Regions from separate parts of the Mus musculus genome. Here regions 2, 3, 4, 5, 6 and 7 are each linked to region 1. A link is a loop called in an ENCODE intact Hi-C map of the cell type or tissue named here. Cell type or tissue: heart. All regions are shown on one strand. Region 1 has its middle 29 kb from the start of Gm24221. Region 2 has its middle 19 kb from the start of Gm46770. Region 3 has its middle 53 kb from the start of Gm39957. Region 4 holds the start of Sstr4 (somatostatin receptor 4). Region 5 overlaps Thbd (thrombomodulin). Region 6 overlaps Gm36597 (a long non-coding RNA gene). Region 7 has its middle 11 kb from the start of Gm46770.

Region 1 (4,000 bases):
CTCAATTGTGGTGTTTGGAGAAAATAAAAGGAGAGATGAAACTGGTTCTGCTCTTAGCATCCTGGGATGACAAACAATCTGGTCCAGGCAGAGTATGTATGGCATATAAGAGGACAAGCCAAGACCTGAGCTATTAAGATGATGGAGTTCTATCTGGGCAATACAGAGGAGCTGGACCTCATGGTGAAGACATGGGTGAGCCAGCCCTGAGGATATAAGAGAGAGAGAGCTGGCCCAGCTCCTTACTACATGCAGTACTTGGAGAATAGGCCCTGGGTACTTCAACTGGGAAGCAAGGAGGAGCTGGCTCTGGATGCACAGGTGAGATGGCCTTGCCTCCTGATGATGTCTGCTTTGGGTGGGTTAGCCAGAGCAGTGCTGAAGAGCTCACCCTAGTGGTGCACAAAAGGGGAAGCAACGAGATAACTGGGAGGAGACCCAGTGAGAATCCAATATTGATGGTGTGGCAGAAGCCAGAGGCCTTGAACAATGAACATTGGCAAGTGAAGATGTGTGGATAGAACGCTATACTATGGGATGCACTGCAACACACTACAGCTCCCACAATGAGACGTTTTGGTTTGTTTATTGATTGAGTGTTTATTTTCTTCTGGGGAGGGGGGGGGTGAGGTTGCAAGGGCAGAGGGCAGATACAGGGGGAGAGAGATGAGTGAAACTAGCTAGGGTGCATGATGTGAAACTCACAAGGAATCAATAAAAAGTTATGGGGAAAGATGATGGAGTTCACACTAACCAGTGTAGAGAAGGTTCACTAGGTCCAGCCTAAAAAACAAGAATTCTTCATCAGCTATGACCCTGAGACATACTTAAACATCCTAGTCTTATTTTTCTAGAATGATTTACTTTTTTTTTCCCAGAATGATTTTCAAGGCAATCATGAGAGATTAGGAGAGGAGTTGGGCTAAATATATAAACACAGGGTGTAGTCAGGCCTGGTCGCTCCTGCACTTGGGAGGGTGAAGCAGGAGAATGGTTACCAGTCTAAGACAAGCCCGAGCTACATACAGAGTGGGGTCCTGTCTCAAAAACAGAAAGATAATAGCAATAAAAAAGCATGAATGTCTAAGGATATTGATGTTATTTCAAGTCACAAAAGAAGATAGGATTATTTCTTAATGAAAGAAAAGACCAGGGGTGGGGTGGGGTAGAAAAAGAGAGGGACAGCTAAGTTAGAGAGGGTTCATCAATAACCCTGAAGAAACAAGAGTACCACAGTCCCTGCTGTGGCTCATTTGGAAACATTATACCGAGAGCTAATGGAACATATTAGAAACGAGAAGCAGTGACGTGTGCTTGCAATGGGGCCTGCTTTTTCTCCCAGGCTTGTCCCGACTCTGTCTTTTCTCTCCCGGTTGTTAGTGTCATCACACACTCACCCCAGCTTCAGAGGACTCTAAGAAGAGTCAGGGTGATGGCATCTAACCCCTGAACCATGCACAGCGAGGAGACCCGGGGCTTTTGCCTATAGGGACTAAGGGTCTGGAGGAAATCACAGGTTGACAGTTTTCTGTCTTCCTCCAAACAAGCAGCTGCCTAAACCCCAAGGCATTCTCATTAGCACCAGGACAATAGCCAAGGTCGCCTACCACCTTAACAACATCTGGGCTCCACTGCCTGGTCACGTGGATAGGGAAGTGAGCCGCCAACCAGCTATTTCCGCCTTAGTCCTGTCCCGACCCTCCTGATGGCCCCAGTGAAAAGCATCTTGTCTGACCTGAGCTGTGGCTCACCAGCCCAGTGACTAGTGGTCATGTAAGAAGGGTGAGGCCCTGGCAAACAGATCTGCTCGCTCTCTCTCTCTCTCTCTCTCTCTCTCTCTCTCTCTCTCTCTCTCTCTCTCTGTGTGTGTGTGTGTGTGTGTGTGTGTGTGTGTATGTGTGTGTGTGTGTGTGTGTGTGTGTGTGTGTGTGTGTGTGTGTGTGTGTGTGTGTGTGGTCTGACTGGTGTGGCACGGGAAGGATGTGCCCAGTTGCAGACTGAATTTCCAAACGGTGTCTTCTGCTGCCCTCTGCTGCAAATTATGCTTCATTGAAGTTGGCTCTCGGGCGTGATTTCTCGTTTACCTTCTTTAAGGCATTTGGATAGTTTTGTATTAGCATGGATGCACGAGTTGACAATACTTTATACTGAGAATGTCCTTGTGATACCCCCCAGAGTCAGGACTTGTTTTTCCTGTCAGTGCTGGAAAGACTTGTAGCAGTAGTATTATTGATTGATGGGATTTGTAGGAAGCCCTTGTTGATTATCTCAGAGTCTGTGCACACACTGATCCAGAGCACATGAAGATGGAAGTGGTGAGTATGTATTCCCCTAAGCAGGAACATGTGAGTGTCAGTCTGAACTCTGGCTTCTCCAGGGCCTTCCAGCTCTTTGTCCAGTCACAGCTCTGATCATCTGAACACCAAGAGATGGAAGTTTGGGTGCTTGTGGTCTTGTATGAAAGCAGTCGTGACCCCCTAAGGCTATATAAGCAGTTGCTAAAGTGAGCCCCCTAGCCCCATCCTCACCAATCCACCAGGTGGCTTCTATAGACATTCTTTGCCTGGATTTACAGGAACTGCCAAGGGTCTGGCTGTCTGAACTAAATGTCAAGACTCTACCTCTTCACAGTGGTACACAGTAAGTCTGTATGAAACACCTGCCACTGTGGAAGATGAGGGTCAAGACAACATTCAATAAAGATGCCAGCTCCCCCAAACCCCAGGCTCTTGTTCTCATTCTTTGCCAGTTGTGCAACACACAGCTCTCAGACAGCATGGGAATAACTTATTTTAATCACTGTCCCAAATAGGGAAGTGTTCCTCCATCCACAGCACTTGGTAGGGACAATCTGAAGATTGTCTCCTCTTCTTGCCCATGTCTCTTCTGTGCTAGCTTTCCACTGTAGTTAGCACTTATGAAACTCGGTGCACATCTGTCCCTCCTAGGAAGACCATCCATAAAGTTCTTGTCCACTTTATGGTTCAGCAGCAGCACGAAGAGCAATGGTGAGAGAGAAGGGAACATTGCCAAGATGCGACTTGGGTGCTGAACTCTGAAGCCTCCAAAACTGAGAGCACGGATAGTGAAGCAAATGGTGTTTTCCTGACACACAGAAAGTATTAATTAGATCCAGCAATTTCCCAGCTAAGTGCTGAAAGGGTCCCTGGTAATTAAAAAAGCTAATCAGATTTTCAAAGGGCACTCATACCATGTAAACATAAGGGGATTATACTTGCTGTTCTCAGTATGTCATTTTAAGCTGTTAGGGGTGAGGTGCTCTGGCTGTTTAATCTTCTAGTCAAGGCAACACAAGCCTATTGACTGCCCACCCTTAGGAGGGATAGAGGAACCCAAAACTGCCACTAAGGTCTCTCAAGCTTTGATAGTGCACAGAACAAATTGAACGTGTACACATGTACACATCAGTCCTACTGTTCAGAAAGCTATATAGCTCTTCTTGTTTGTTTGTTTGTTTGTTTGTTTGTTTTGCTTAAGTCACTCCAATCATCACTAAGTCCGTATTATTTTATTTTTAATCTCCACTCCCTATCAGTGTTTGCAAAGCACATGAGCCCAGCAGTTGCTGCTACCTCCAGAACAATTCTGCCTTTCTCAGACTTTCATGTTAAGTGGTTTCCATTGAGGTTTGGCCAGTGAGAACATATGACAAAAGACAGAGATGTAGTCACCAAGCTGGTCATAATGGGTCACAGTTACAATTTCAGTACTTGGAAGGCTGGAGCAGAATGATCACCTCAAGGCCGCCCTAAGCTACATAGTGAAACCTCATTTCCAAAATGAAAGAATAAACATAAAAGGAAAAAGGAAAGAAAGAACTGAGCAGAAGGAGAAGCTGGGGTATGTCTCTGCCCCCTCACTTCTTATGGTGTTCCTTGAGGTCCAGTCCCTCCTTTGGCACAGCTATAGCCAGATGACCTTCTCTTGAGTTCATTCCATTCTGAGACTGAATGTGGCCTTTGAAAGGCTCCCCTATCTT
Region 2 (4,000 bases), 460 kb before region 1:
AGAATTCTTTGATTTAGTTTTCAATTTTGAGGCAAAAAAGGGCCAGGAACATGGTGGTTTGGGTGAAAGAACTACTGAGATGTGCCCAGACGTCAAACACCTGCTGGTGTGCTAAATCAGGAAAAGAGCAAAAGCAAAGCCATCAAACAAGAGCCACAGACGAGTGCTTGGGTGGAATGTCTCAGCATCCTGTAAACCACAAGCGCTCTGCTTCCAGAGTCTCAGCTGGGCTGGCTCCTGCAGATCAGTGCATGTACCTAGGGGAAAGTGAGGCTAGAGCTCCAGGAACCAGCCCATTAAATGTTGGCCAATTAATTAATTTTGGTTAAGCAAAGTATACCTGTTAGTTTTTGTCAGCTTGACGCAAACCTAGACATATCTGGAAAGAGAGTCTCAATTGAGGAATTGCCTCCATCAGATTGTCCTGTGAGCATTTCCAATGCTGATGGAGTAGTATTAACTCCTATGATTAAATGGTAAGATTCAAGATTTCATAAGAATCTCTCTCTCTCTCTCCTCTCACTATCTATCTATCTATCTATCTATCTATCATCTATCTATCTATCTATCTATCTATCTATCTATCTAATTTGTAGAATCATCAAGTATTATATAAGCACCTCTGTGAGTCAGATCCCAGTGTGGTTGTGTGACACACAATTGACCATAATTCCTCTTGACTGCAGTTCCCTAAAGGAATGTGGACACAAATGAAGCTGTTTTATTTGCGTCTTTAAAATATGACCACAAAGCTCCACACAGAGTTCATTGCTGGTCATAATTCCCATCCTAGATCTCACAAACCACAGCTTACTACTTGGGACTTTTCATTGTAATGTCTGACTAGGGAACTCACAGGAAGACAGAAACAAGATGTTGTTTTGAACAAGAGAGGCTCCAACCTGCAGTTTCTACATTGACCCCATGGCTACATGCTGTGCATTTTTCTTTCTCTATTTGAAGGAAATCCACGGAAGGGTTTATGTAATGGGACACTAGGACCATTCCTAGCCAGATGCAGCCCCTACCCCATATCCGAATTTTATTTTTGAATAATATTTTTATCGTCGACTTCATATTCATAAGGCAAATAATAAGACATGCCATAGGTGGTGAATCAGGAGAAACCATGCTGTTTCCTGACCTAGTATAAACAAAACACCCACCCACCCCAAAGCATCCTGGGAATAATACAGCCTTCTTTTTACCTCCAGGGCTAGGAGAGGTCTGGACATTGGTTTCTGCTTGCTTTATTTGTTTTGTTTTGTTTTGAAACAACATTGGCAATGACGAAATGGTGCTCTGGGCGTGGCTTGTCCTAGTCTCTGTACTGGCAGTTTTTCTGGAACTGTGTCTGCCATAAACTTAGCAGTTCTGCTCTGTGGCTTGGAGGTCGCTCACTGTTTCATTATTAGGCTTACTACACACCAATTGGCTTGATATTTTCACTCCAGCTCTCATGCTATGTGGTCCAAACTGGCCTAAAATTCATAATCTTCCTCGCTCCCAAGTGCCAGGCTAATGAGCGTTCACCAGCACAGCTGGCAGAACCACTTAGAAGACGCTGTAACATGTAACAGATCACATCCTCTGGCTAAGTAGCCACTTAACTGAACCATTAAGTATAAAGTGTGCACAGGTTTGATTTGTTAACATCTTATAACTGTATGTCATTATCATATTCTGTCAAGTAAATTCATGCATTTAGTCATGAAGGATTTAAAAGTAGGCTGATTTTTTGTTTTATTTATTTAATTCTTATGCTATATGAAGAACATTATAGGGACAATTGATAGAATCAAAATATGGACTGTGGGTTAGACAATATCAAGGCAGAGTTTTCTGGTTTTGAGAACAATTGTTTAGCTGTGTGTTAATGGGTTGTCTTTTCTTTTTCTTTCTTTCTTTCTTCTTCTTCTTTTTTTTTTTTTAGGAATTAAACACTGCAATAAATGAGAGAACATTTCTCCAACTTAGTCTCAAATGCTTTGAAATAAAATGTGTGTAAGTGTGCATTGGGTGGGGGAGGGCAAAGCATGTGGACCAATATGTAATTAATTTGTAAATCTGAGTAAAATGCAAAGAGGAATTCTTGTGCTACTCTTGTGACCCTTTAAAATTTGAAACAATATCAAAGTAAAAAGTTATCCCAAGTGCTGTGTTGGGAAGAAAACAACCATATGGTATATGACCCAGAAAACAAGTGGTGGTCCTATGGCCTTACGATTTATTATCCATATAATACATATTTATTTTTATTATTTGTCTTAACACTTTAAAAACAGGCAGATGACACAGTGTTCTTCCTGGACCATTGAGGGCTTATGACAAAACAGAGTCAGTTTCTGAAAGAGCACGCTCTGCTCAGCCCATTCCTTCTATTCCTTTTACTGACACACGGTGGTGCTATTGGTGATGGAACTTACATTCCGTGGCAGAATGACTCTGACCTGGCAAAGGCTGCCTTGGAAGTGCAGAGTAGCTGACAGGTAGGCAATTATGGTGCAGAAAGAAGAGGAATGAAGTCTTGCAGGGAAATGTGGCAGGGTTAAATGTAGTGAGATAGTTTTAGTCTTGGTGAAGAGGTTTTGTTTAGAAGGAGACCAGAAGTCCCAGTTGCATATGAAACAGCAAATGTGGAAATGTAGTGAATGAATGATTTGGCAGTAGTTGGGCTTCTCCATGGATACTGGGGCATGTGTTCCACCTCTTCCAGGGTCTCGGCATTTGCAATAGAACTTGGATGCTCAGCCTCTTTTCTTCCCTTGAACCTTTTCTGACTGTCTATTGTATTCTAACTGGAGGGTGGGACCCCAACAACAGAGATGAACTGTCCACACCGAGGCCAAAAGAGTATCGCTCCCTAGCAGCTTTTCTGTAGACAAGAGTTAGTATACCTGTGGTTTAAAGAACAAAAGCAAACAAACAGATGGACAGACAGACAGACAAAAAAACATGACAAGACAAAACAACAAAAACAAATCAAGAGAGAAAACATAGTGGTTGTTTAAAACCATTCTTGTAGGGTTAATTATGGACATTCACTCTGCCAACAACAAAAAGTATCACTGCTATTAATCTCTACTGCTCAGAGCCTGTGAATAGAGCCCCCCCACCCCCAGAGTAAAAAGACTCTGACTAGGCTCCTGAGAGTATCCTGGATGCTACAGGCAGGTTCTAGTAAAAGGATCACAAGAAGACAGCAGAACAGGGCTGGGAGCAAGGATGTCAGAGATGTCAGAAGTCTGGAGAAATCAGAAGAGGAAAAGGAAGGGTTTTCCCCTTAAGCCCTCCAAGGAAGAAGCCTTAATTCCAGCCCTAGATGGCTCACTTTGCAAGTCTGCTGTACAGAACAGTAAGAGGATTAATTTGTGGTAGCTTAAGTAGCACCTCTGTGCTAATTTATCACACTGGTCGTGGGAAACACAGTTAACCACTAAGCTTCTAGAGAGCTCCTTGTGCACCAGAGGGTAACGGATATGTGTGTGCTCTTTTAGCCTTGTGGAAGCTTTAGGACAAGAAAGAAAGGAGGGTGAGGAAGGAAAGAAGGAAGGGAGGGAGGGGGGGAGGGAGGGAGGGAGGGAGGGAGAAGGAGGCATGGAGGGAGGCAAAGAGGGAGGAAGGGAGGGAGGGAGGGAGGGAGGGAGTCACTGAACTTGGAAAGGGGTGTATTGAGAGAGACTAAAATATACCTTGCCAGATATTTGGATGAAAATTTATAACATAACATGCTATTTTAATGCATATTTGAACAACCATCTCAGAGACATAAATTTTCTTGTGACTTCATTACAGAAGCTTATGTACTATCTGCTGGAAGTGAAGAAATGAAACAGATTCTGTGCATATTAGAGTTTGGGAACACGCCCTACTAAGGTCATCCAATGGCGTGCAGTGAGCTAGGAGGGAGGGAGGCCTAGTGGCTGGCATTAAGGTCACTAGGGTGTGTCTTTGAGGTGGGATGTTGGGTCTGTACTTCCCTATTTCTGACTACCATGAG
Region 3 (4,000 bases), 220 kb before region 1:
TGATGGCGACCTTGTGAATTTTCAGAATTCTAGAGTGAATAATTCAGAAAACAACAGAAATAAAACAGGGAGAATGAGGTGGAGGGACCTCATCCTAAGAAAGCAAATCTAGAAGTCGGTGTTGGAGGAGTCCACATGACCGGAACGAAGCCTTAGGATTCTGATGGAAAGCAGAATTCTGTTGCAGCCAAATGATGAAACATCAGGTGTATGCCTCCAGGATGATAGGTGACCTCACAGTTCTTCCTGCACTCTGAAACATCAGCATAAGAAGACTGAGATGTCAAGAGAAGAAGATATATTGGCAGATTATCTCTGGACCTGAGGAACACCATAGTGGTATATTCCAGGATCTCCTTGTTGACTCAGTTATCACAACACTGGAGTGAAGAAATAGCTACAGGACTGGATGAGACAGGTTCCCAAGAAAAGCCATTTAGTTTGTACGAAGGACTAGAAACAGGGCAACTTTTCTACAGCAGTGACTGTACAGTTGTCCATGTGGCCACAATCTGCACTAGTCGAGGTCCAGTGGGGGAGTCTAGACCCTTAACTAACGATGAGGAACTCAACTCCATTAAGGAAGCGAGGGGAAGCTGAGTAAGGAGCCAAGACTCATATCTGCCTACGAATAACAAGAGATCCCAACAGTATCTCCCACTATATCTCGATCTTGGTACGTTACAGCAAAAGGTTGCAACAATCCTCCCATCTCCACTCCCTATCACTACCTAGCTTTTTATGGGAGTTGTGGAGATATGAACTGTGATCCTCATTCTTATGAGCATACATCACTGAGCCATTTCACCAGCTCATCTATCACATTTCTGGAATATTGCTCATTTATTTTTTCATAAATGAGTGTTGAATCCTCCTCTCCCCATTGATTCAATGATGTGATCTTTCTGCTTTAACCTCAGCTAATACAGTGTGATACATTGACTTATTTCAAAGCAATGAACTTTATGATTCTGGAAAATGAACACTTGACTATCAGATATAATTATTTTTTATGTTTTGCTGAACTCTGTGTGTGTGTGAGAGAGAGAGAGGGATGGGGAGAGGGAGGGGGAGGGGAGGGGGAGAGGGAGAGGGAGAGGGAGAGGGAGAGGGAGAGGGAGAGGGAGAGGGAGAGGGAGAGGGAGAGGGAGAGGGAGAGGGAGAGGGAGAGGGAGAGGGAGAGGGAGAGGGAGAGGGAGAGGGAGAGGGAGAGGGAGAGGGAGAAGTTTCTACATTGCCTAGGCTGGCCCTGAAGCTGTGGGATTAAAGCATTCTCTTGCTACAGCTGGAACTACAGATGGCACTGTTCCTGGCTGCTAAGACCCTAGTGGGACTACTGTATGCATATGTATGAGATACTTTGGTTTGTTTCCTTTCTGGGGGTGCCTGTCTCATTTGGGTATCAGAATAAAGCTGTCTTCATAAATTTGATGCCCCACCATCCTCTCTGTTGTGTTCTTTTAGTCAAGCCATCCCACAGTCTCCATTCAAGCTGAAAGAAACAGCTTTGCCTCTCATCAATAAAAGAGCAAAGAACTTGGGAAGCAAAGTTTAATGCTTAGGAAGGTTTTAGCATCTGAGGTTCAAGGTAAAATGCATTATCTCAAAAGCAACTTAACAGTGAAATAGTACTACTGCTTTGCAAACGTCAGACTAAATCCTTTCTAAGTGGAGGGTGGAGGGAGGAGGGAGGAGGTCACCTCGCCTTTCTGCCTTATCGCCATTGTTTCTATGGGAAATGTGTTTTGAGTTCCTAGAACAAACAGACTTGTGTAACCCAACCCTTTCTTTGTGTGCCACATTGTACTTTTCAATTCATAAGTCTAAAAGGCCAACAGTGTTAATCCATAACTGGTGTCTGGCGGGACTACCAGAGCCTGAAAAGGAATTAGATAAGAAAAAAGTGGTGATGGTTGTCCAGGGTATTAAAAGTGCCTGAGATATGTTTTCCTGAATACGCAGGCTGCTCTGTGTTGGATCTGTGCCATTCCTAGACAAGGGACAGCTGACCCAGGGTGTGTGCTTCCTCCCAAGCCCATAGGCCAGTACTGGAGCGCTTCCTTGATGGTGTGTGGTTTCCTGGGGAGCCTCTGTTCTCAATTCCTTCTTAGCCTGGTCAGCAGAAGAGAAGCCGAATGCTTTCTCATGATCTGAGCACTCCAGAGTCACACAAGTGCACAACTTCATGATAGTCCCACTTGGTCAGAATAATGTTAATCAATCTTGCTATAAAGTGTACTTTATAAATAAAGGTGTCACACAGTATTCCATACTAGGTAGGATGGTCATGAGGGGGTTGGTTTCCAGGGTTTGGGGGCTCTTTTAGAGAATGTCTGCTCTTCCATAGTTCTTCCTTACTTTGATTGTTAGTGCTGTCTTGATATTCTTATTTGTCTAAACACTCCAATGTCCTAATCTTCCTCATGGTCTCCATGTCATAGGGGCTCACACTCCCAAGTTCTCCTCAGAGAGGGTGGACTAACTGTGTAGGTGTCCCCATTTACGGGACCACTAACAGTTAGCCTTCTGCCATTGACTTTCAGTTATCTCCTATTTTTTTACATATTTTTTTTGTCTCTTTTGGTTTCCCAAAAGGACCTCACAACCTTGTTCTTCTGCCACCGCACTGGATCGTGAAACAGTACATTCCACACTACATGCTGAATAGTGGTGGGTATGAGATGCTGGTTGTCGCGGTGACTAGTGTGCTAGAGACAGATGTGGACACTTTAGATTACAGAGAAAACGGAGATGAAGTCTGTGCTGATGAGGAAGTTGACTGACAGTGGATTACAATTGTGCTAAATTTGTTCATTTAAAAGGGGGGCTGAAAATTTTATACAATCGTACTATATTTATTACACATCCACACCTCCTTCTCCCCTCTAGCCCTCCACTCCCTCTCAAATTCATGGTCTCTTTTTATTTTTAAAGTTAGCATTGGTGAGTTTGTGTCTATGTGTATTTGCATTCATGTACCTCATCTGGCTCCTTTGTCAGAGGATTGCTCTTAAAGACTTAAAAGGAAAGCATTAAGAGGGCATGCAGCACATCTGAACACAACCACCCAGCTGTGTATGTACAGTAATATGTGTGTACCCTGTCAATCACGATGGGTTCTAGAGACAGCTATGGCTATTTTTGTGATTTCAACACAGAGGGTTATATAAATGGATTTCAAGGTAGAGTTACATATACCAAATGATACAAAAACATCTCTGGTTTCTAATGGAGATACAATAAGAGATCTTGATAATAAAACCATGGCAGCTGTCTTGATTCATGATGCCAAATTTCAGTTATAGACTTGTGAAAATAAAGGTCAAATTTCCTCTCTCTGGTGTGTTACTCAGTATTATTGTTTGAATCTGAAATGTTCCCCACAGGCTGCTGTGTTTGAACAGTTGGTCCCTAGCTGGTGGTGCTGTTTTGGAAGGCTGTGGAACTTTTAGGAGGCACAGCCTAGCCAACAGACACAGGCTACCCAGAGTCAACAGGCCTTGGAGGGTTATAATTCACCTCCAATCCTGATCTAGCTTCCTATGAATGTCTAATTGATGATATATGGTTAGATTGAGCCCCCACCACCATGGATCAAGCTGCTTTGCTCATGCTTCCTGCCAGGATGGGCTCTGACCTCAGTACCACAAGTCAAGATAAACCTCCCTGGCTGAAGTTGCTTCCGACAAATATCCTGTCATAGTAATGAGAAAAGTAACTAATACAGTAAATTTTCATAAGCGGTAACAAATACCTGGAAAAACCAAATTATAAAAAAGAAAGGTCAATTTGGGCTCACAGTTTGGAAAGGGTTAACCTATGGTTGATCGGCCCCATTGTTTGGCTCCTGGTGAAACAGCTCATATTGGCAGTAGCTCATGGCAGATCAAAGCCACTGACTTCATGGCCAAGAAGTAACAAACAGAGGGAATGCAGCCAAATATCTCCTTTAAGACCTACAATGGCTCAGAGTCTTCCCACCCAGTACAACCTCCTAAAG
Region 4 (4,000 bases), 270 kb before region 1:
ATTCCCTCAGGCCCCACTCTACTTCTTGGTTCACTCTGGATCCTCATTAGCCTCCCAACAGCTAGATAGAACTCATGCTGACTGCCCTAGAAGACACAGGGCTATGTTCTTTAGGATGATAGGATCCAGGTGTTTTCTTTTCAAGAACACTCTCCCTTGCCAGGCAGCTGTGGAGACTGCCCAGATGACTACCCTGTGCTTCCTCCTCCCCCTCTTGGCTCGTTGTTCTAGTACCACCAGCGATGGCTCAGTAGAACTCAGCAGGGCATTTTTGCTATACTGATCTGGGCTGTAATCAGCCACTTCTCACCCAGATGCTGCATAAGCTGGGTTCCCTCCAGCGCTTTAGCCTAAGTAAAGCTCTTACAGGCTGTGAATCTTCCTCAGGGGAAGTATACTGAAGCTGTGGTTAACTTACAAGGCACAGGAATGGCTTTTCACTGTGGTCATCATCTGATGTCAAAACAGAGTCTGTTTCCCCTCCACCTAGTTCTCTGGTCTTTTTCCGACACCTTCCCCCTCATAGCATAGCTCGGGCTTTAATGGGGTTTCATATTCCTGCAATCAGGGACGGGGGTGGAAAAAAAATTGCAGCTGATGAGATTTTAATCCTTTCTGCCTTTGAATTCCTGACCAGAAGTTTTATGCCTTGCAAAACCGCCCCACATCATGCTTCTTTAAGCCTTTCACACTCACAGGAAGTCTCTACTGGCCCCTTGACAACTGGAAAACACTTGTACAGTGACAGTGCAAGTGCCCTCGTCTGTTACGTAGACATCTCACTTAGCAACGAGAGCCTCAGACCGACACAGAGGGAAACCACTTGGAGTTATCCTATCTTCTCCCTTGTCTCACCATACACACTATGCTACCATACAGCAAAGAGCCTACACAGAGCACAGGCTCTGCCTACCTCAGCCTCCCAAGGGCTCTTTCAAGCAGTCACTGTCACAAGTCACACAAGGGTAGACATTCCTTTCTGACCACCACCTGCTTCCCACCTCTTGAAAAATTGCCAGAGGCCCAGGAATGGATGGTACTTTAGCCCAAATCCCAGGGCAGTCCTACCCCCATGGAGGTGTCCTTGGAGCCAGTCCTAGGAGAGGGAGGGACTAGCAGGAGTCCTGAGGCTCCTGGGGACAGCACACAGGCTGCTGAAAGGGCCTGGCTTAGTGAAAACAGGAGTTGTTCTTGAAGTTGCTGGCTTGAGAGAGTGGCGCAGACCCGTTTGCAGGCGAGGTGAGGGAGGGTAAAATGGTTTTCAGAAAGTAGTGGTCTTGGTGAAAGGGACTTGCTTGCAGCCAGGTTCTGCTTGCACGGGCTCCTGCTGGCAGGGCAGAGGAGGGCATATGCATCCTGCACCCCCTCTGCTTTTGAGAGCAGTGGCATAGTAGTCCAGGGGCTCTTCCTCAGCACCTCCAGTTGTTTCCAGGAGACAGCAGCGCAGGCACAGAACCCGCTGGAAAGAGCGCCGGAAGTTGTCAGAGAGGAAGCCATAGAGAATGGGATTGGCACAGCTGTTGGCATAGCTCAGGATGAGGGACACATGGTTGACAGTGGCATCGAGGCTGGTGACAAACAGGTTCAGAAGCTGCACCACATAGAAAGGCATCCAGCATAGCACAAAGACGGTCACCACCATTAGCACGAGCCTAGTGATCTTCTTCTCTGAGCGCCTCCGTTGTTGCCAGCCAGCCCGCAGGGCCACAGCGCGCATCTTGCCCACAATAAGCAGGTAGCATAATCCGATGGCCAGAACCGGGAGTAGGAAGCCCAACAAAAAAGTATAGATCACAAAGACCGCAGACCAGGCCGGGTGAGGCCAGTGCAGGTTGCAAGCCACGGCCTCGCCCCCACGAGCTGGCCTGGTGTCAGCGAAGACTGCGATGGGCAGGGTGACCAGCAAGGATGCTAGCCACACTCCCAGGTTGATTAGCTTGGCCACGCTGGGCCGCCGGTAGGTGGCGGCGCGCAGAGGGTGCACAACAGCCACATAGCGGTCCACGCTGAGCACGGTGAGGCAGAAGACACTAGTGAACATGTTCAGGCCGTCCACGCTAAGCACTGCGCGACACAGCACCGCCCCGAACGGCCAGTGGCGCAGGGCAGCCGCCGAGGCCACGAATGGCACGCTGAGCATGAAGAGCTCATCGGCGACGGCCAGGTTGAGTAGGTAGATGTTGGTGGCTGTCTTCATCTTGGCATAGCGTAGGATCACGAAGATGACCAGGGCGTTTCCCACCAGGCCCACCAGACACACGAGCGCATAGATGCACTGGATAGTGACCATGCCCGCTGTCCCTGTGCCGTCGGACCCCATCGCATCCTCCTCCTCCTCGTCCGGAGCCCAGCTGGCGTTGATCCCAGGGGTCCAGGTGGTGTCCTCGACCCCCGGAGGCAGAGTTGCTGGCGCGTTCATGTCTCGGGGTGCCCACCCCGGGCAGCGGAATGCGGTGGAGAGCAGCGGAGCGCTGAGCCAAGGACCAAGAGGCGGGCTGGGGTCGCGCGCGCACACGCTCGGCTCAGCCGCTCCGCCTAAGAAGTGCGCGGGGGCCCGGGAGCACCCGCCAATCCCTGCGCTGCCGCGCGCCCCTCGGCCGCGGGAGCTCCATTTGCCCGGCGCGCGCCCTTCCCTTCGCGCGCCCAACCTCAGGTGCCTTTGCCCGAAGAGCTCTTGTGGGCTTTTCTTACCTGCGCCACCTCTGCCATGTTGCCAGTTTCGCCGGGCTATCAGAAACTTTACTTGGAACCCGTCCTACCGTGTGCCGCTAGATCTCGCCTCCGTCAGCTCTTCAGATCCTCTCCCCTTAGGATCCTGGTTCTCTCCGAATCGCTCGCTCACTACCTACAGTTTTCTGGGTATTAAAGTATCTGGATGGCCCCAGATTACCCCAAGCACCCAAGCACGCAGAGCCATCATCCCAGCACCTGACAGCCCTTCCCTGCTCTTTCAATGTTCAGAAAGTCCTGTATTGTCCTTTAGCTCAGTCCAGGGATGAGGGAAACTGAAAGTCTCTATGGACATTTCTGTGGATTCAAGGTCGATAAGAGGCCAGAGGTGGAGTTGGGGTCCTGGGGTGTGTGTCTTGGATCTCTCCCTCTCTTCCTGCCCGCCCGCCCTCCCTCACCCCAAACACTGGCCCTCTGAATCTTTTAAATTGAATCTGCATGGAATTAAGGTCCTCAGGAAATGGAGTGGTATTAGGAGAACTAGAGATACCTTTAACCCCAAGATAACTAACCTCAGGCAAGTGAAATGGCTCAGGGATAAAAGTGCTTGCTCTTAAGCCTGAAGACCTGAATTTTATCCCTATGATTCACAAGAAAAGAAATTTGACCTCTATTTCCCACTGTGGCATGCATGCATCTGCCTCCCATCATTCATATATATATATATATATATATATATATATATATATATATATACACATGTATATATATACATATATATATATATACACACACACACACATGAGAGAGAGAGAGAGACAGAGACAGAGAGAGAAAGAGAGAGAGACAGAGACAGAGAGAGAAAGAGAGAGAGACAGAGACAGAGAGAGAAAGAGAGAGAGACAGAGAGAGAATGCTAGTGGTGACATACGGTTTTAATCCTGGCACTTGGGAGGCAGAGGCTAGCCTGGTCTACAGAGTGAGGTAGCCAGAGCTACACAGAGAAACCCTATCTCAAAAAACAAAACAAAGAAAAAAAAATAAAAGAGAAAAAGAAAAAGAAAGTGAATCCCTGTCTCCCAGGTGCTTTGAGTAAGTGGACTCCAGTGACAGAGAGACCTGCTAACTCCCACATGGCACTCACTCATGGAGGTTCCTGCCACAGGAAGAAAGATGGCTTGCCAGCCTGTGTCATCCATCCCTGCTTCCAAACTCACTGCTAGACATGAGCAGGGAACCCTCCACTTCTGCCCTAGATAAGCTGCTAAAGCAAGGCCCTAGAGAAGAGCTGGCCCTAAAGGGCATGACCCCTTTTGTGGTCAGTCCTTAA
Region 5 (4,000 bases), 280 kb before region 1:
TTTTCCCGAACGTGCAAAGAGGGAGGGCCGCGCATTTATAAACTGGAGCTTCAGCGGAGTGGCATGTTAGAGGCTGCCTCGCAGGGACTAGGAGCCTGGGCTAGAAACGTCTAGGTTGTGATAGAGGCTAGCTGCTGTCGCCGCAGGCATACGGAAACCCCTCTGCCTGGACTGGGTGTCTGCACCAGCGCAGGGCTAGCTTTTCTCGGAACTTGCACGGTGCACCCCTGGACAGCATGCTTGGGATTTTCTTTCTGGGTGTGCTGGCTCCAGCTAGCCTGGGGCTCTCCGCACTAGCCAAGCTGCAGCCCACAGGCAGTCAATGCGTGGAGCATGAGTGCTTCGCGCTTTTCCAGGGCCCCGCGACCTTCCTCGATGCCAGCCAGGCCTGCCAGCGCCTGCAAGGACATTTGATGACAGTGCGCTCCTCAGTGGCTGCCGATGTCATCTCCCTTCTGCTGAGCCAGAGCAGTATGGATTTAGGGCCCTGGATCGGTTTACAGCTCCCGCAGGGCTGTGACGACCCGGTGCATCTCGGGCCCCTGCGCGGCTTCCAGTGGGTTACTGGCGATAACCACACCAGTTACAGCAGGTGGGCGCGGCCCAACGACCAGACGGCTCCACTCTGCGGCCCTCTGTGCGTCACGGTCTCGACAGCAACTGAAGCTGCACCCGGCGAGCCGGCCTGGGAAGAGAAGCCATGCGAGACTGAGACCCAGGGTTTCCTCTGTGAGTTTTACTTCACAGCTTCCTGCAGGCCTCTGACGGTGAATACTCGCGATCCTGAGGCTGCCCACATCTCTAGTACCTACAACACCCCGTTCGGGGTCAGTGGTGCGGACTTTCAAACGCTGCCGGTAGGCAGTTCCGCCGCGGTGGAGCCCCTTGGCTTGGAGCTGGTGTGCAGGGCCCCGCCCGGAACTTCAGAGGGACACTGGGCTTGGGAAGCGACAGGAGCCTGGAATTGCAGCGTGGAGAATGGTGGCTGTGAGTACTTGTGCAATAGGAGCACGAATGAACCCAGATGCCTCTGCCCCAGAGACATGGACCTGCAGGCCGATGGACGTTCGTGTGCAAGACCTGTGGTTCAATCGTGCAACGAACTCTGCGAGCATTTTTGTGTCAGCAACGCTGAAGTGCCAGGCTCTTACTCCTGTATGTGTGAGACAGGCTACCAGTTGGCTGCAGACGGACACCGGTGTGAGGACGTGGATGACTGTAAGCAGGGGCCCAATCCATGTCCCCAGCTCTGTGTTAACACCAAGGGCGGCTTCGAATGCTTCTGCTATGATGGCTATGAGTTGGTGGATGGAGAGTGCGTGGAGCTTCTGGATCCGTGTTTCGGATCTAACTGCGAGTTTCAGTGCCAGCCAGTGAGCCCCACCGACTACCGATGCATCTGCGCTCCAGGCTTCGCACCCAAGCCGGATGAACCGCACAAGTGCGAAATGTTCTGCAATGAAACTTCGTGCCCAGCAGACTGTGACCCTAACTCTCCTACTGTTTGTGAATGCCCTGAAGGCTTCATCCTGGACGAGGGTTCCGTATGCACGGACATTGATGAGTGCAGTCAAGGCGAATGCTTCACCAGTGAATGTCGAAACTTCCCTGGCTCCTATGAGTGTATCTGCGGGCCTGACACAGCCCTTGCTGGTCAGATTAGCAAAGACTGTGACCCCATCCCTGTTAGGGAAGACACCAAGGAAGAGGAGGGCTCTGGGGAGCCTCCAGTCAGCCCTACGCCAGGCTCTCCGACAGGTCCCCCTTCTGCAAGGCCAGTGCACTCTGGCGTGCTCATTGGCATCTCCATTGCCAGCCTGTCCCTGGTGGTGGCGCTTTTGGCGCTTCTCTGTCACCTGCGCAAGAAGCAGGGCGCTGCTCGTGCAGAGCTGGAGTACAAGTGCGCATCTTCCGCCAAGGAGGTAGTGCTGCAGCACGTCAGGACTGATCGGACGCTGCAGAAGTTCTGAGGGATTTGCTCCAGAGACCCAGGTGGCCTTTGTCTTTCCGGGCTCTGTACCTCTCCTCTCCTCTCTCTCTCTCCAGCCTCCCAGCTGTGTTCTCTGGCAACTTAAAAGCACCCTGGCTGGTATAATAACCAGAGAAGAGCCCATCCTCTCAGGACAAGCGAGGGTAGGGAGGACTTGAAGCAGGACAGCCCAGTTTCTTCCAAGTAGATACTGGACAACTGGGCGGAGGTGGCAAATACAGCGGAGATCCCAGAGTACCCCAGTCCCTCACCTCACCTCCTAGTGCTGCTGATCTGTAGGCTTGAAGGCAAACCTTGACCCCATGGGCTGGAGATGACCCAGATATTTATTTTTTTTAAAGTATTTAGTATTTTCTTCCCTCCAGTTTTCTTCTGCTTGTAAGTCTCCAGCCCCCCACAGCTTTCTCAGTCCCTCCATTCCCCCCCTCCTGTCATTCTCCTCCCCAAACCTGATCATAACTTTGCCCTTACCGTTGTTTCCAAACTCTTATGTGAAACAGAAAAGAAACACTAAAAGCAGAAAACGTTCTTTTTCACTGGCTTTGGGTATTTAGTCAGAAATTTCAGGTAACCAAAGCAAAAGAATTTTAACAAAAGCTAAAATATTTCAGCTGAACACTAACTAGTCAATAGTGCTGGAATGTCACAGAAAATAAACTTAAGGAAGTAGGGTTTTTTTTTTTTTTGAAATCTTTGTTTTTGAAAGGGTGAGCCTGGGTTTTATGATTGTTGCTGTTGTTTTGAATGGGAATGACAAAAGAGGTCATTATTGTTAAGATTTTTATGCAGGCTCTACAGTGTTATTAATTTTTGACAGTGTTCAAAATGTGCAGAGGATCCTTTGTCCAACCCTTTGACATGACAATAGGACATTGCTATCTTGAGACATACTGGGCCACATTCATAGCTTTCCAAGGATGTATGTGGTCCTGCCTCAACATATCAGAGCCTGACAGATGGAAGCACCTTCCAGTAAAGCATGAGTTGTGTGCTTCGTGCCGAGCTGACTCTCAACTGTGCCTGCCCCTTGTAGTCCCGAAATACAAGCAATGTGCTGCTGAGGGAAACATGGAAACTTGGGAATGGAGTCTGGGGGTGCCTAGATGGGGCTTTCTTTTAATGAGACTCTTGAACAATATCTCGTAATTCAGAGGGATCTTCTAGCCCTGGCCACTGGCCTGTACACAAGAATTGGGACCTCGCTTGGGATCTGGCTAGAATTGCAAAATCCTAGCCCCCACCCCTGCCCCACCCCAGTGTGCCAGTTCATAAGAATCTGCATTTTGACAACATCCACAGGGACATTGTCCAGTCATTTCAGGACAACTGGTCTTAAGAGTTTCCAACCTTTGTAGAACATTTAAATGTCGGTTAATAATAAGTAGCAGGCCATGTTAAGGCCATTTATTATCAAGAAACTGAGGAATTTTCTCTGCATAGCTTTGCTTTCTGGATACAATAAAATGAGAAGGTACACACCTCTAGATAGTGCCACACAGAGTCCAGAAGGGTTTTGTTTTAAGTAAGCTAGGAATGAGTTCATATGTTAGTGTAAGGAACAAATGTATTATATGTGTATCTTTTGTAAAGAAAGGTTTTTCTTTACGGTTTTGTAAGCTCAGCATATTTGTACATATTTATTTATTGGAGTTTCGCTAGAACACAAGCAAAGCCTTTGCTTATGACGTCACATGTACAAAATAAATAGATGACAGTGTACTGATGGATGTCTCATCTCCTTCTTTTCTCTTCTCCAAGTCCCTTCACGTTTTAAACCTTATTTTATACACACAAACAATGCAACTTCAGGAGATACATTACAGGCTGGCCTGCACCTTACCACCTGCTAGCAACACAGTCTCTGACTTTATCTTCCAAGAGGAGGTCATTTTCCATGTAACAGGAGTTTGTATTTTTGTATGCGCAGATATTTTTTTTATGTGTATGACCATAACAACTTTATACTGGAGGCCTCATGTCTGTGTTTTCAGACACACTCTGGGATCTGAG
Region 6 (4,000 bases), 52 kb before region 1:
CAGCAGTGACAAAGTGGCACCAAGGTGAGAGTACATGGTGCTCGCCTGAGCAAAGCTGGCACATGTTTCTGCTGAGGAATGAGAGAGCAAATGTTTTAGACTTTATAGGCCATAGAGAGTTCTTATTGTAACCACCCATGGCTGGCTTTGTAGCCAGAAAGCAGCCACACCAAGGTGCAGTGCTTTCAGGGAGGTTACTTTGGCACAGGGATTGCCATTTGTGGTCTAGATGGTGAGCCATACACTCCCCTGTTATTAATTTCCTTCCATCATAGCCCTTCATCACCACCCTGAAAAAATGCCAAGTTCAGGATTTAGACGTACCAGCTCCAACACACTTGTGAAAAGCTCCACCTGGCTGCCTTCAGCATCCTAAGACAAATGCAAGTGCCTGCTTGCGTTTCTTGTGGGTTTCGTTAAACTGCAGATGTTCTTAGAATCTTAAACTATTATTTCAGATACAATAAATATGTCTCTTTAACCAACAAATGTTCTCTCTCTCCCTCTCTCTCTCTCTCCCTCTCTCTCTCCCCATCTCCCCCTCCTTCTCTCTCCCCCCACCCCACTTTCTCCCGCTCTCTCTCTGTCTTTCTCTCTACAATGTCACAATTCTTTATCCTAATCACCTGTCTTTTGTCCATCCATACTCTCCTCTGTACAAATGAAAATAAACCATGCACTGGCTAAAAGCCCAGGGCTGAGTCCCCAGGGCTGTTTATCCCAGGTTACTCAGATGTGCCCCAGATCAGCAGCTTCCCAACATACTCCAAGTAACCTAACCACACACTCGCACACTCACCTTTTCTTCTCCTTCCCCACTTCCCTCTTCCTCCCTGCTCTCTTTGTAGGACTGGCTAATTGCCTGGCATCAGGTTTTGTATCCCTGTTCTCAAGCAGCCCCTGAAAGTCTGATTTGTCTTCAGCGTCTGAATTTTTATACAACTTCAAGCCCAAAGGCAAGATTGTATACAAGCTCTGTCTGTAAACAAGACAGACACTGGTGCTTTTTGGTGGCAGCTGGAGGGATGCCTAGGCAGGTTGCATTTCAAGCCATTAATATAAAGCCAGAGACTGCAAGGTCTGAGGCATTCGCATCTGTTGTTTTCAAAATGAACTCACGCTGAGTTATGAAGCAGATTGATGCTAACCCATCAATTTGGGGGGACAAGGTGGAGAATAATGATGTGCTTAATCCTGTCTCTATAAACTCACAGCTCCTGGGAGCAGAAACTCCATCTTTAGAATGCTCAGGGGAACTGGGAGATTACCTTCAGAGGACATGTCCCGGATGATGACAAACTCAAATCCTGCCCCAGGGGACCTAGAATCCTGAAACAAGATGGCTGCTGAAATGAGAAGCAGAATCGACAATAACAGCAAAATGTCACCGCACTGCTCATGCCTACACAGCGGTATTTGCTTTTCTGCCCTCTATTTTCTCTTTCCATCATCCCCGAGCCTTCATCTTTCTCAGAGATCCATCTGGATGGCTCATCTGCTCTCTGGGCTTCTGCTGCCCTTCTTGGCTCTATAGGAGATGGATTCTTCACTCATCGAGGCAAAGTTTTTTCCTAGATTCTCTCCTTGGAAGTTTCCTGTTTACAGCTGGGACGGAGCACTGGTTATGATTGTCAAGAGAAATTCTTCAGTCTCTCTGAGCAAAGCAGACAGATCTACTCACCCTAGATATTCCCCCATCCTGTAACCAGACTTTAACCTACAAGTGGCTCATCTGACCCTACAGTATTCAAAATGACCCATGAAAGCCAACAATTTCTTTGCTAATCAATGTTAACCCTAACCAGCAATTTCAAATAAGCCCTTAGGGTGTTTTACTCATGATTTTTGGGTCAGAGATTTAGGACGAAAATGACTGGGAATTCTTTATTTAGATTTACTCAAGTAATTGGCATCAGATATCTGCCAGGGATTCAATCTTCTAATATCTCGATAAGCTGGCTATTAGATACCTAACACCTTGGACCCATTTAGTCCGTCTATCCATTCCTAGAGTCTAGCTCCATTAGAAATCATCTCCAGGGACAAGTTTGTAGAAGATGTGATCCAAAGGCCAAAAGCCAAAGCTGCAAGATGCATTTCCTCATCCATATATATATATACCTCAAGGGATCCAGTGAGTCTGTCAGATTTGAAGAATATTTAGACCTCACCACTCAATGTAGGGAAGTATGTCCAAGACTTGTTCTTTGTTTAGCCCACTACAAGACCAGAACTATATTCCAAACCATTGAGCAACCTGTAGGAGCCAGATGATTTGGACCCTATCAGGTCTATTGTGACTTCTACTGGAGAATGGAGGGAGGGGATCAGGGCTCTTATGCAGGCATGGCTTGTGGTGGAGAGTTGTGGAAGATAACCTCACAAAGGTATAACCTCAGGGCCTGCTTCTTCCACTGTCTGTGTGACTAGAGCAAGTGAGGTGGGACTACTTTAATCCCTAGTTTAGCTTCTTTATCCAAAAAAACTTGGAGTGATGCCATATACCAGTGAATTGTGAAGATGAAATGGGACAAAATAAGAAATTTATAGAATAATACTACAGAACAATTCCTACAATATATTCTAAATCAATAGATATTACACTGACTAAACAGACGATATCTCAAATGGAGTCTATTAAGTCTGCTAAGAAGATTAATAAGATCTCTGCCTGACCCAACTATCTTACTATCACCTTAGCCTTGCTAGGGGCAAGATGGCCCTCCTGCTCCATTCTTCTTCTCTGTGTCTCCATTTCTATCTTCCCCTTTCTCTTCTCTCCCACTCTCTTGATTGTGCCCATGGCAACTCTAATTTGGGGACTCCTTTGGGAAGCCATAGGTCATGTCTGCTGCTATATCTCCCTGTGCTAGCCATACCAAGCGCCAAGCTTCTCTCAGTGCTAAGAGGGTATTCTGAGTATTCTGGTAGGCTATGGTCCAACTGAGGTTGAAAGTGAGCACTTTCATCTCAGTGTGGGTTCCCTCAAGATAGTGATGGCTTTCAACTTTCACCCTAAGGACATACGAATATTTCTGGCACCTCCATTCCCCCTGCTTCTTTGGAAAAGTACTGTGACATTATTGTGCTAAGATTTTTAGGCACTGGGTTCCCTGTATCTGTATCTTAACATGCATCACAGGTGTGGCCCAGTACCTTTGACATATTTCATTATTTCACAGTCTCTGTAGTTGAAGATATAGGACTTCTGTTACTCTACTTCACCAGCGTTTGAAGCTAGCTCTCCCTACACACCTAATTCTCACCACAGCACTCCACAGCTGCATCTACCATGCCCTACAAAGAGCTACTATCTCCAACCCCTGTTTAAGAAGAGTCAAGTGGCCCAGCACCCAAGCAAACACATGATGTGCAGGTGGCCTGTCATCCGGCCTTCTTTCCAGACTCTATTAAGTCCACCCTCAGGGCTGGTGGCTTAGCAGAGCCAGAACCCCATGACAGTTAGAAAAAAAGACCCTGTCATCTGCCAGTACGTAATACTTGCTTGTGTTTGTCTCCCTCAGGCATGCAAGGTGCATTTTACCTTTTAAAAATGACCTGAAACTTATATTACAAAGGCGCCTCAGCTGTGGTTACTTTGCTTTGTACTGCCTTGAGGGCAGAACATCTGTCAACAAGTGTTATACAGACTAAATCCTTTACTCAACCATGTTAAATCCTCAGGATATTAGCCTTCTTCCTTGCTTTATAAACAAGCTTCTTAGTCCATCACTACCCTTTATCTTGCACTGGCCACCTCAGTATTCCCCACATCACTAACTTTTTTTCTGGCACAATCCTCATCTCTGACACTTAGCAGGAACTCAGGGCAAGAGTTAGCTTGAACGGAGTTCCCTCTTTCCCACACCATGGCCAAGCAGGCAGTAAAAATGCATGTGGTGACCCATTGAGATACTCCCTCTTTGGTACAAAGAGAGCTCTTACTTGGGGCTGGTAAAATGATTCAGCTGTTAAAAACACCAGAGGAGCAGAGTTTGAT
Region 7 (4,000 bases), 450 kb before region 1:
CAACAAAACTCAGGTCCCACATAGGGGGAGAGAATACAGGGTGTCATGACTTCAGTTTTTCTTTTGTGGAACAGCCAGAGTGCAATTAGAAAATGACTTAGTGACTAAAGAATTGTTCTACTGGCTGCAAGGTAGCAACATCCAGATGCTGAGATAGGAGTGCTGTGAGTTAGAGACAAGCCTAAGGTACACTCTGCAGTCTCAAACAAACCTTAGTAACTGAAGTTGTTGGTCATGCCATAGATGATTAATTATCCTGTGAGCAACTATCAGTACCTTCTTGGTTGCCAGGCAGGAAGGGGAAGGAAGCCTGTAACCCAGGAATCTTGATCTCTAAGCACTGTGGTATAGATGGAAGCCCAGAACATCCAACACATGAATGAGTAGAAAGTGGGTAACAGGGTCACCAGTACCTGAGTGTGCGGACATAGGCATCTCATATGGCCAGGCCAGGGATTAAAGGGTAATGAACTCTATACAGCATTTCATTTCTGTCAGGATGATCTATGCATCCACTCTTCAGTCTTATAGAGAGAAGCAGAATGTGACCTTCTCAACACATCTCGCTGTGTATTAAATTTCAAATACAACATTGGTTTTAGCCACAGAGGAATGTGTTATGAGGCTTATACATCAGCACTTCAGGGCTTTAGACAGCATAGGTTTTCTATAGTTCTAAGTTTGACCTATTAGATTTAAAAGGCCCATTGGAGGGCCCTATTGATTTTTCATTTCTGAGGTTACAAATGACCACAAACACAGTGGCTTAACACATTAGCGTCTAACTGATGTGACCTGACTCACAGGCAGCATTCAGAAACCCAACGCTGCTCATACCGTGCTAAGTCCAAACCCAACGCTGCTCATACCGTGCTAAGTCCAGGGACTTCTCTGCAGGACTTCTCTGCTCTGCAAGTTCTAGGAGCAACTGAGCAATCTGCCTCGAGTTCCAAGTCTGGGCACCCTCATCTCTTCAAAGGCAGAGCCATTGCCCCTACCCTTTTGTCCCCTCTGTCACTGTTAAGGCCTCTTGTGATCATGTTGGTCTGATCTAGATAAGAAGGACACAACCGTGTCCCAGCATAACATGGTTATAATTGTTTTCTTTGCCATTAGCTATTGTTGTCAATCTCTTTCTCTGCCTAAATTATAAATTAAACTTCATCACAGATGTGTCTGTATAGCAAAACATATCAGATCTAGCATTTGGCACAACCCCTAGTCTTTGGCATCAGCTGAGGGCTGTGGACTGTGTCCTCTGTGGATAAGGAAGGACTAGTGGGTAGCATGCTTCAAAGGAATCATTGGAAGTAATAAACTAATATAGACTGTTTTAATCAGTTTACATGAAACTGCCCAAGTGCTGAGCAAAGAGGAAACGAAAGTCTACTTAGATTTGCATGTATTTTCCAAAATGTACAAACAATAATTTGTAAGTCAAATTTAATATTTATGAGGAAATTGAGGCTTCAATTTTTTTACATATTTAATAAATGAGATGTTAGCATGAAATATCTTTGCTCCTTGGACACAGGAGTTACTGATAGAGCTCCTCCCCAAAGCCTCTTTCAGGATCTACTCCATACTTCCTTTGTAGGGCTGCTGGTGGCTCAAAGCCTTCCAGAGATTGATCTGAGTCTATAAGACCTGTAGGCCCAGGGACCCCTTAGAAGTGGGACAGCCCACTATAAGGTCACAACACGTAGAACAGGCTTTCCATCCTCATAGAGTCAGATGCAGCTGACTCTGGGGAGCGTATTGTTGACCGTGTCTTTTGTAGTTCCTGTTTGTAAAGCTCCTCTTGGGTTTGACTTCCTGGCAGAGAAGCAGGAAAGTCCATGGAGGTCAGTTTCACAGAAGCTCAGGTGAAAGAGTTAATTTCCCTAGGTGACCCACTTTCTGTCTCAAAATGGAGCCTCCTGGGTGGACGTGTCACTTTGTTAATGCATTCTAGTCACATTTGTTACCTGTGACATTTCCACTAATAGTTATATGGAAGCAGCTTTCACTGTTTCTCAGGATTCATATTTTCATATACCAAACAAAAACAGTTATGGGTGGTTTTCCCTTAATGACTTAGAGTTTCATTTATTCATTTGGTGATGGTTAACCCAGTGCCTTGTGCATATGCTATACCACCAAACTACACTACCTGCCATATTGATTTAGAAATACAAGTTGGTACTTTAATTATCTGTTTCTTGACTTTCAAAGTATTAGCAGATTTTATAAAATGTTGTGGAACTTACAGGAGAAGGTTAGGGTGTTAGGTAATCTCTCTTAGATTTATTTATGTATTTATTATCTCTATAGCTGTGTCCATAATTATGTGTGTCCAGCACATTTTAGCAATGCTCTCGGCAGCCAGCAGAGGGTGTCAGATCCTCTGGAACAGTGGTCTTCACCTTCCTAATGCTATAGCCTTTAATACATTTCCTTATGTTGTGGTGAATCCCCAGCCATAAAACTATTTTGCTGCTACTTCATAACTGTAATTTTGCTATTGTTATGGCTTGTGATATAAATATATGATATGCAGGATATCTGATATATGACTCTTGTAAAAAGGTCCTTTGACACCCCCCCCCCCCCACACACACACACATACACAAAGCGGTCATGACCCACAGTTTGCTTTAAAATTAGATTTACAGATGGTTGGGAGCTGACATGTGGTTGCTGGAAATCAAAGTTGGGTTCTCTGAAAGAGCAATCAGTTCTTTTAACCACTGAGCTATTTCTCTAGCCCAGTTTCTTAGGTTCTTATATGTGGCATGACGTCAATTGGAAAATATTTTTGCTTAGGTTGTTTGTATCTGTATTCATAGGCAGTGATTTGTTATTGTTTCTTCTCTCATTAACCATGTACAGTTGTTTTATAAAAACTTTTTGGGGTTTTTCTGTTATCTGAAGTATGCTGGCCAGTCTAGTGGCCAACTGCCATATGTGGGTGGCTATTAAGCTTGTCAAGTGCTATTAGTGAGTACTAAGGCATTGGAACACACTGGATTTTGAAGACTTTGTACAAAACATAAGAATATTAAAATATCTCAGCAATTTGTATCTAAGAATGGTAATATTTGGAGTATATAAAACCAGATAAGATTTATTATAATGTTAGAATCTAAATATATGCATGTATTGTCAACAGGAAGCAACTCTACTCTTCATAGTATGTCTTAATATTACTGCACTGGAAGTAGAAAAGGACCAGAGGGGAGAAGGAGTAAAGGCTAATGTGGAGAGGGCTGTTTCTTCGGGGAACTGGCCCACGCCTGCATACATGTTTGTATTTCAGGCCTGGTTATTAGGAAGATGAACATGGTGAGAGTTGTCTCCATACAAGTGGAAAGCCCCTCCAGGGCCTTCTCCTCAGGCTTCCAACCAGTGCTTGGAGGAGACCCAGACCACCAACTGTAAGAAAACAGGAGGAATCAGTACAGTGCCCAGCACAGGGCAGCTTACTCTCCAGGACAGGCTCGACATGGCACGCACACCAACTGGGTCTGTAGGACTCTTGCAGTGTGAAAGGAGAGCATGTGACTTCATGACCTTGCTAAGCCAATTAGTCATCTTACTCTGAGGAGAAGGATAAGCACGAGGGTGGAGAAAGCAAACAGAAGATTGTTCCAGCTGCTCCTAGAACAAACAGATCATTTTATTCGATATTTATGGGGAGCGATTAATTTCATCCCAGACAATCAAATAGCAAAGGATTTTCTATTTATCCTGACAGCAGGAATTCCAGGCTGATACCATCCTTTCATTACAAATGTCATCACTTTAGTTATCATGGAATTCCTAGGCAGATAAATAAATAAACAAAAAAAGAATGAAATGAGAATCTGGTTCCTGGGGTGGTCACAACTTTGATGTGTTTTGCACTTTTCTCTATGTGTAATGTCCAAGGTGATGGTCATTATCTACTATAAGCTTGGTCCTCTTTATAGCAATAACACTCATTATTTTCCCACTTCCAAGTCACTAGGACAAGAAGTTG

The links. Peaks named below come from ENCODE experiments on the same cell type or tissue, not always from the same donor. Only the 100,000 strongest peaks of a DNase experiment are listed, where the experiment ranks them.
Region 2: a loop joins it to region 1, with 6 times the contacts of the local background. A loop is called at or near these places in 22 of 42 quality-filtered maps.
Region 3: it touches region 1 in a loop (2.5-fold over the local background); 2 of 42 quality-filtered maps call a loop at or near these places.
Region 4: it touches region 1 in a loop (5-fold over the local background); 15 of 42 quality-filtered maps call a loop at or near these places.
Region 5: a loop joins it to region 1, with 8 times the contacts of the local background. A loop is called at or near these places in 15 of 42 quality-filtered maps.
Region 6: it touches region 1 in a loop (3-fold over the local background); 4 of 42 quality-filtered maps call a loop at or near these places.
Region 7: it touches region 1 in a loop (7-fold over the local background); 24 of 42 quality-filtered maps call a loop at or near these places.

What each region holds. Positions count from the first base shown.
Region 1 is chr2:148,120,366-148,124,365 of GRCm38, reverse strand. No RefSeq gene overlaps it. Among named protein-coding and RNA genes, the nearest start is that of Gm24221, 29 kb to the left of the region's middle. In heart, CTCF peaks have their summits at 399 and 2,053 (motif pointing left); a DNase peak (open chromatin) is centred at 1,635; H3K27ac peaks cover 688 bases; H3K27me3 peaks cover 289 bases.
Region 2 is chr2:148,579,174-148,583,173 of GRCm38, reverse strand. No RefSeq gene overlaps it. Among named protein-coding and RNA genes, the nearest start is that of Gm46770, 19 kb to the right of the region's middle. In heart, a CTCF peak has its summit at 2,387; no DNase peak of the experiment used is centred here; H3K27me3 peaks cover 598 bases.
Region 3 is chr2:148,336,409-148,340,408 of GRCm38, reverse strand. No RefSeq gene overlaps it. Among named protein-coding and RNA genes, the nearest start is that of Gm39957, 53 kb to the left of the region's middle. In heart, no CTCF peak of the experiment used is centred here; a DNase peak (open chromatin) is centred at 2,008; H3K27ac peaks cover 406 bases.
Region 4 is chr2:148,393,890-148,397,889 of GRCm38, reverse strand. Sstr4 (somatostatin receptor 4) reads right to left here and starts at 2,513. Exons shown (of 1, transcript NM_009219.3): 1 at 1,126-2,513. The coding sequence starts at 2,419. The coding sequence ends at 1,262. In heart, a CTCF peak has its summit at 1,945 (motif pointing right); DNase peaks (open chromatin) are centred at 1,969 and 2,249; H3K4me3 peaks cover 1,650 bases; H3K27ac peaks cover 1,368 bases; H3K27me3 peaks cover 2,753 bases.
Region 5 is chr2:148,404,183-148,408,182 of GRCm38, reverse strand. Thbd (thrombomodulin) reads left to right here. Exons shown (of 1, transcript NM_009378.3): 1 at 1-3,712. The coding sequence starts at 237. The coding sequence ends at 1,970. Among named protein-coding and RNA genes, the nearest start is that of Thbd, 2.0 kb to the left of the region's middle. In heart, a CTCF peak has its summit at 1,832; DNase peaks (open chromatin) are centred at 682 and 1,822; H3K4me3 peaks cover 2,979 bases; H3K27ac peaks cover 2,206 bases; H3K27me3 peaks cover 1,432 bases.
Region 6 is chr2:148,172,767-148,176,766 of GRCm38, reverse strand. It overlaps Gm36597 (a long non-coding RNA gene), which reads right to left. Exons shown (of 3, transcript XR_375096.1): 2 at 1-71. Among named protein-coding and RNA genes, the nearest start is that of Gm36597, 4.2 kb to the right of the region's middle. In heart, no CTCF peak of the experiment used is centred here; no DNase peak of the experiment used is centred here; H3K27me3 peaks cover 357 bases.
Region 7 is chr2:148,570,728-148,574,727 of GRCm38, reverse strand. No RefSeq gene overlaps it. Among named protein-coding and RNA genes, the nearest start is that of Gm46770, 11 kb to the right of the region's middle. In heart, a CTCF peak has its summit at 2,366 (motif pointing right); a DNase peak (open chromatin) is centred at 2,357.